2 separate regions of the Homo sapiens genome follow, and region 1 is linked to region 2. A link is a loop called in an ENCODE intact Hi-C map of the cell type or tissue named here. Cell type or tissue: CD14-positive monocyte. All regions are shown on one strand. Links, peaks and the distances in the headings refer to the core of each region. The heading gives the core; the rest is flanking DNA.

The links. Peaks named below come from ENCODE experiments on the same cell type or tissue, not always from the same donor. Only the 100,000 strongest peaks of a DNase experiment are listed, where the experiment ranks them.
Region 1: a loop joins it to region 2, with 7 times the contacts of the local background. A loop is called at or near these places in 23 of 110 quality-filtered maps.

Annotation. Positions count from the first base shown.
Region 1 is chr17:7,578,194-7,581,040 of GRCh38, forward strand. It overlaps EIF4A1 (eukaryotic translation initiation factor 4A1), which reads left to right. Exons shown (of 11, transcript NM_001416.4): 10 at 1-51; 11 at 149-813. The coding sequence ends at 293. CD68 (CD68 molecule) reads left to right here and starts at 1,445. Exons shown (of 6, transcript NM_001251.3): 1 at 1,445-1,533; 2 at 1,617-2,134; 3 at 2,273-2,392; 4 at 2,518-2,590; 5 at 2,703-2,847. The coding sequence starts at 1,485. It overlaps SENP3-EIF4A1 (SENP3-EIF4A1 readthrough (NMD candidate)), which reads left to right. Exons shown (of 22, transcript NR_037926.1): 21 at 1-51; 22 at 149-813. RefSeq lists a silencer at 446-634 and enhancers at 2,110-2,169, 2,270-2,339. In CD14-positive monocyte, for the core only: no CTCF peak of the experiment used is centred there; DNase peaks (open chromatin) are centred at 1,268 and 2,238; H3K4me3 peaks cover 2,500 bases; H3K27ac peaks cover 2,500 bases.
Region 2 is chr17:7,840,652-7,843,549 of GRCh38, forward strand. The region is part of intron 2 of KDM6B (lysine demethylase 6B); the gene reads left to right. The region is part of intron 3 of LOC124904106 (translation initiation factor IF-2); the gene reads right to left. Among named protein-coding and RNA genes, the nearest start is that of KDM6B, 7.9 kb to the left of the region's middle. RefSeq lists a silencer at 1,042-1,201 and an enhancer at 1,732-2,041. In CD14-positive monocyte, for the core only: a CTCF peak has its summit at 1,197; DNase peaks (open chromatin) are centred at 1,140, 2,090 and 2,460; H3K4me3 peaks cover 2,500 bases; H3K27ac peaks cover 2,500 bases.

The DNA of each region.
Region 1 (2,847 bases), core at 1-2,500, 260 kb before region 2:
TTTAGTCATCAACTATGACCTTCCCACCAACAGGGAAAACTATATCCACAGGTAAGCGTAGATCTGGAACACTCCCCTACCCCTTCACACCTGGCCCTCCCTGGGCTTAAAGCTCCTGATATTCCTCATCCCCTTCCTTGTTTTCCAGAATCGGTCGAGGTGGACGGTTTGGCCGTAAAGGTGTGGCTATTAACATGGTGACAGAAGAAGACAAGAGGACTCTTCGAGACATTGAGACCTTCTACAACACCTCCATTGAGGAAATGCCCCTCAATGTTGCTGACCTCATCTGAGGGGCTGTCCTGCCACCCAGCCCCAGCCAGGGCTCAATCTCTGGGGGCTGAGGAGCAGCAGGAGGGGGGAGGGAAGGGAGCCAAGGGATGGACATCTTGTCATTTTTTTTCTTTGAATAAATGTCACTTTTTGAGGCAAAAGAAGGAACCGTGAACATTTTAGACACCCTTTTCTTTGGGGTAGGCTCTTGCCCCAGGCGCCGGCTCTTCTCCCAAAAAAAAAAAAAAAACACTAATCCATTTCCCTAACCTAGTAACCTCCAGATCCCAGAGGCTCTCCTCACCTCAGCTGAGCTCCTTTGAAAGTGATTCAAGGGACTATGTCACTCAGCCTCATTTGCTGGACCAAATCTGGAGGGAGAACCCCTAAAACCCCTAAGTGAGGTTGCCCAGGGGGTTGTCCCCAGGTGGGGGGAAGCAGGGGAGAGAAAATGGTAGCCATTTTTACATTGTTTTGTATAGTATTTATTGATTCAGGAAACAAACACAAAATTCTGAATAAAATGACTTGGAAACTGCCTGTTTGGGCTTCTCATTTCTTACCTCCCCTTCCCTCTCCCACCTGCTACTGGGTGCATCTCTGCTCCCCCCTTCCCCAGCAGATGGTTACCTTTGGGCTGTTGCTTTCTTGTCACCATCTGAGTTCTCAGACGCTGGAAAGCCATGTTCTCGGCTCTGTGAATGACAATGCTGACTGGAGTGCTGCCCCTCTGTAAAGGGCTGGGTGTGGATGGTCACAAGCCCCTCACATGCCTCAGCCAAGAGGAAGTAGTACAGGGGTCAGCCCAGAGGTCCAGGGGAAAGGAGTGGAAACCGATTTCCCCACCAAGGGAGGGGCCTGTACCTCAGCTGTTCCCATAGCTACTTGCCACAACTGCCAAGCAAGTTTCGCTGAGTTTGACACATGGATCCCTGTGGATCAACTGCCCTAGGACTCCGTTTGCACCCATGTGACACTGTTGACTTTGCCCTGATGAAGCAGGGCCAACAGTCCCCTAACTTAATTACAAAAACTAATGACTAAGAGAGAGGTGGCTAGAGCTGAGGCCCCTGAGTCAGGCTGTGGGTGGGATCATCTCCAGTACAGGAAGTGAGACTTTCATTTCCTCCTTTCCAAGAGAGGGCTGAGGGAGCAGGGTTGAGCAACTGGTGCAGACAGCCTAGCTGGACTTTGGGTGAGGCGGTTCAGCCATGAGGCTGGCTGTGCTTTTCTCGGGGGCCCTGCTGGGGCTACTGGCAGGTAAGGAGGAAGGAGGCTGAGGGGAGGGGGCCCCTGGGAGGGAGCCTGCCCTGGGTTGCTAACCATCTCCTCTCTGCCAAAAGCCCAGGGGACAGGGAATGACTGTCCTCACAAAAAATCAGCTACTTTGCTGCCATCCTTCACGGTGACACCCACGGTTACAGAGAGCACTGGAACAACCAGCCACAGGACTACCAAGAGCCACAAAACCACCACTCACAGGACAACCACCACAGGCACCACCAGCCACGGACCCACGACTGCCACTCACAACCCCACCACCACCAGCCATGGAAACGTCACAGTTCATCCAACAAGCAATAGCACTGCCACCAGCCAGGGACCCTCAACTGCCACTCACAGTCCTGCCACCACTAGTCATGGAAATGCCACGGTTCATCCAACAAGCAACAGCACTGCCACCAGCCCAGGATTCACCAGTTCTGCCCACCCAGAACCACCTCCACCCTCTCCGAGTCCTAGCCCAACCTCCAAGGAGACCATTGGAGACTACACGTGGACCAATGGTTCCCAGCCCTGTGTCCACCTCCAAGCCCAGATTCAGATTCGAGTCATGTACACAACCCAGGGTGGAGGAGAGGTAAAGCTAAAACTGGGGGATGAGAGGGGAGGGAGGCAGGACTGGATATAGGCTCAGAGGGAAGAAGGAAGAGGGGACAGGGAACCTTGGCCGGCATCGCATGCAGTCTTGTGACCTTCCAGTCTTTAACTTCCGCAGGCCTGGGGCATCTCTGTACTGAACCCCAACAAAACCAAGGTCCAGGGAAGCTGTGAGGGTGCCCATCCCCACCTGCTTCTCTCATTCCCCTATGGACACCTCAGCTTTGGATTCATGCAGGTATAGCCATGACCTCAGTCTCACCCCTCACTCAGCCTCCCGGCGCCCCTCCCCTCCCAATCCCACACGCTACTCCTTCCTCTGTGGAGAGGGATACCACCTGCGCCTTCCTCTTCGCCCCACAGGACCTCCAGCAGAAGGTTGTCTACCTGAGCTACATGGCGGTGGAGTACAATGTGTCCTTCCCCCACGCAGCACGTAAGTAACCTCCTTCCCTTTCTCATTGCTACCACTAGACGCCAGGGTTCCTGAAAGGACTAAGCTGGGGCCAGGGAGGTGGATAGGATCTGACCCTTCCTCACTCCTCCAGAGTGGACATTCTCGGCTCAGAATGCATCCCTTCGAGATCTCCAAGCACCCCTGGGGCAGAGCTTCAGTTGCAGCAACTCGAGCATCATTCTTTCACCAGCTGTCCACCTCGACCTGCTCTCCCTGAGGCTCCAGGCTGCTCAGCT
Region 2 (2,898 bases), core at 195-2,694:
ATAATCCCTAAGCCAGGGGCTTAAGTTCTCTCTGTGTTGTTCTTCCTCATTACATATGGGGTTTCTCGAGTGGGACTGTTTTCTTCTATGTGTCTCTCACTATTTTGCTTGATGTTTTGCACATTGGGGTGCATGGTGGATTTGTGTTGAATAATGTTAACTGAATGAGCTTCATTATGAAGAACCTATGACTTCTGAGATTTGCTGCACAGCCTCCTACTTTATCCTCTAGAGGACGTGAGACATTGGGGATGGTAACATGGGTAGAGCTGAAAGGAAGGTTGACCCAGGAGATGGCCTGTGAGGATAAAACCAAGGGAGGGAGAGTAGGACAGAGGCAGTACATAAGAGTGGTAAGAATGTGGCTCTGGAAAGAAGCCTAGCTCTTTCATTCTTCACTTGCAGAATGACTTTGGCCAAGTCACCTAGCCTCTCTGGGCCTCAATTTCCTCATCTGTAAAATGGGGGTAATCAGAGTACCTCCTATGTCAGGTTTTGGGGAGGAGTAAAAGAAATGCTTGTAAAATACTTAATACAGTGCCTGGCATGTAACAAATATTCACAAAATGCTAGCAGTTATCACCACAGTGGGAGCCACAGGGAGCTCTGAGGATAAGCAGGGATGTCGAGGGATGGGACAGAACTTGATTGAAGGCAGACAGACCTCCAAATTCTTGACTCAGACAGAATGATCACTGATCCAGCGAGACGTCAGGATCGAGAGGAGTGTAGCAAGGAGTCAGGAGGGTGGGCCTGCGCCAGTGTCGCCCCGACTCTGTTCAGTAACATGAAGGCAAACACAGAAGGGCATGTGCGGAGACACACGTGATCACGCTAGTGATGCAGAGGCAGACCCAGACAAAAGACCGAGACAGGAGCTAGGCAGACACACAGACAGAGACAGCCCCGCGGAGTCATGTAGACAGGGATAATGACAGGAACGCGTCAGACACAGGCACAGAGGGAGACAAGATGAGCAGATATGCAGGTGCACGCGGAGACAGACACCGGGACCCACGCACAGCCGACCGTGTCAGACAGACTGGTGAACACAGCGCCCAGTCAGAGGCAGACACAAGGCCTGCAGTGACACATAGCGGGCCGGGGCCGGCACCGTCACTCCTCGGTGGGGGGCGGGGAGGGGCCGGCAGCCGGGGGAAGGCTGGGGAAGGGAATCCCGGGCGGGCGGCCTGCCCGGGTGGCTGAGTCACAGCGGAGCCTCAGCCGGCGGCCCTCCCCTCCGCCTCCCCCTCCCCCAGGTAAGAAGCGAGCGTGTAACCCCTCGCTTCCACCAGGCGTGATGAGGACGGGCAGGGAGCGGGTTGCGACGAGGGTCCTGGACCGCCCCACCTCGGCGCGCGCGCAGCATGCCCGCTGATTGCCGGCTAGGTAAAACCCTATCTGCGGGCTCTTGTCTCTGGCCGTCACGTGAGTTTGCGTGCGCACTTCAGGCCTCTTACCACGCGTCCCGCGCGGCTGCGGCGCTGCGCGGAGGGGCTCCTCGGCTCAAGCCCAGAGAGAGTTAAGTGGGTGTGATTGATGGAGTGTTCTCTCTTGGGGCTCCAGCGGGGGCGGGGGGTAGGGGGTCGGTTAAAGTCCCGAGTCCAGGGCCCGGATGGAGGGGGCGGAGCTGGGCTTCGCCGGGAGTGCCCGGATGGAGAGGGTGTGGCCTCGGCGGGAGCGGAATTAACCCTTTCAGAGCCGCTGGCTCCCGAGGTTGTGGGTCGGGTCGGGAGAGGCTGGAATGTCTGCCTCAGAAGTATATCGATCTCCCAGCCTGGCTCTGGCCGCGTGCGTCTACCTCTCGCCTGTCTTCGAGGAGTCTGTGGGTGTCAGTCTTTGTGCCTGTCCGTGGTTCCCTTCCCTTGGTTAGTATAGACACCGGGAGTCAGGGAGGGCTATTCTTGCCCCAGAGCGAGAGTGGAGGTGAGAGTGGAGCGCGAGCTGGCGGCGACTGGGGAACAGGTGCAAGCGCCGCGTCGGGGCTGCCCGGCACGGGGAGGGGCCATCGTGGGGGAAGACGAGAGGGGAAATTCCGCGGGACCGGTGGTGAGCCGGTGTGTGGGCTGAGGAGTTGTGTCTGCCTCTGACTGTGTGTCTGTGTGTGTTCAGGGAGGCGGGGGCTGAGTCAGTGGGAAGAGGGGAAGGTTTTCTGGGTGACTCACGCTCCCCCACCCCAAGCCTGAATCAGACCCCGAGGGAGGGCTTTGTACGGGGGGCGGGGGGGCGAGTGAGGAGTCCAGCGCCTGGGTCCCGGGTGCGGACAAGGATCCGAGGTGGCTGGCGAGAATGAGTGTGTGTTTAGTGTACAGGAAGTTTTGTCTTCAAGTGAGGGCTTTGTATTCTTGGGTGCTGGCGTGGGGCTTTGTGGATAAAGGTGGAAGAGCAGGGAGCTGGAGGGACGGCACTCACTGACTTAGGGAAAGCTGAGTCAGTTCCCCGTGGGAAAGGGGAAGTGGCAGAGGGGAAGTGTCATCATCGCCGAAGGGGAAGCTGCCTTTCCTGGTAACTGGCGGCGCTCTCGGGACCACTTCCCAAGCAGGCATCTGCCCCTCTGTTGTCTGGTTCCCCGGCTCCCCCTCCACGTCTGGTTCTTGGGTCTCCTCCCCGCCCCTGCCTCGGTACTCGGGTGGGGGCAGTCACGGAGGGCCATACTTGACCACAGTTCAGCGCCGTACCTGGCTTGGTTACTGATGGAAAGGATGCTGCCTCTAGTGAGGAGAGAGTTCTGACAGTAATACCACGTGAACCGCGGAGAGGGTCCGCGGGGCCCAAGCGACCACAAGGGCTTGGCGGAGAGTGGCACGCAGGGACCTGTAGGGTCCAAGCGCTTCCATGCAAACAAACGACCTTGCCCCTTCGGGAAGGAAGGCTCTTTTCACCAGAAACCCGTCTGCC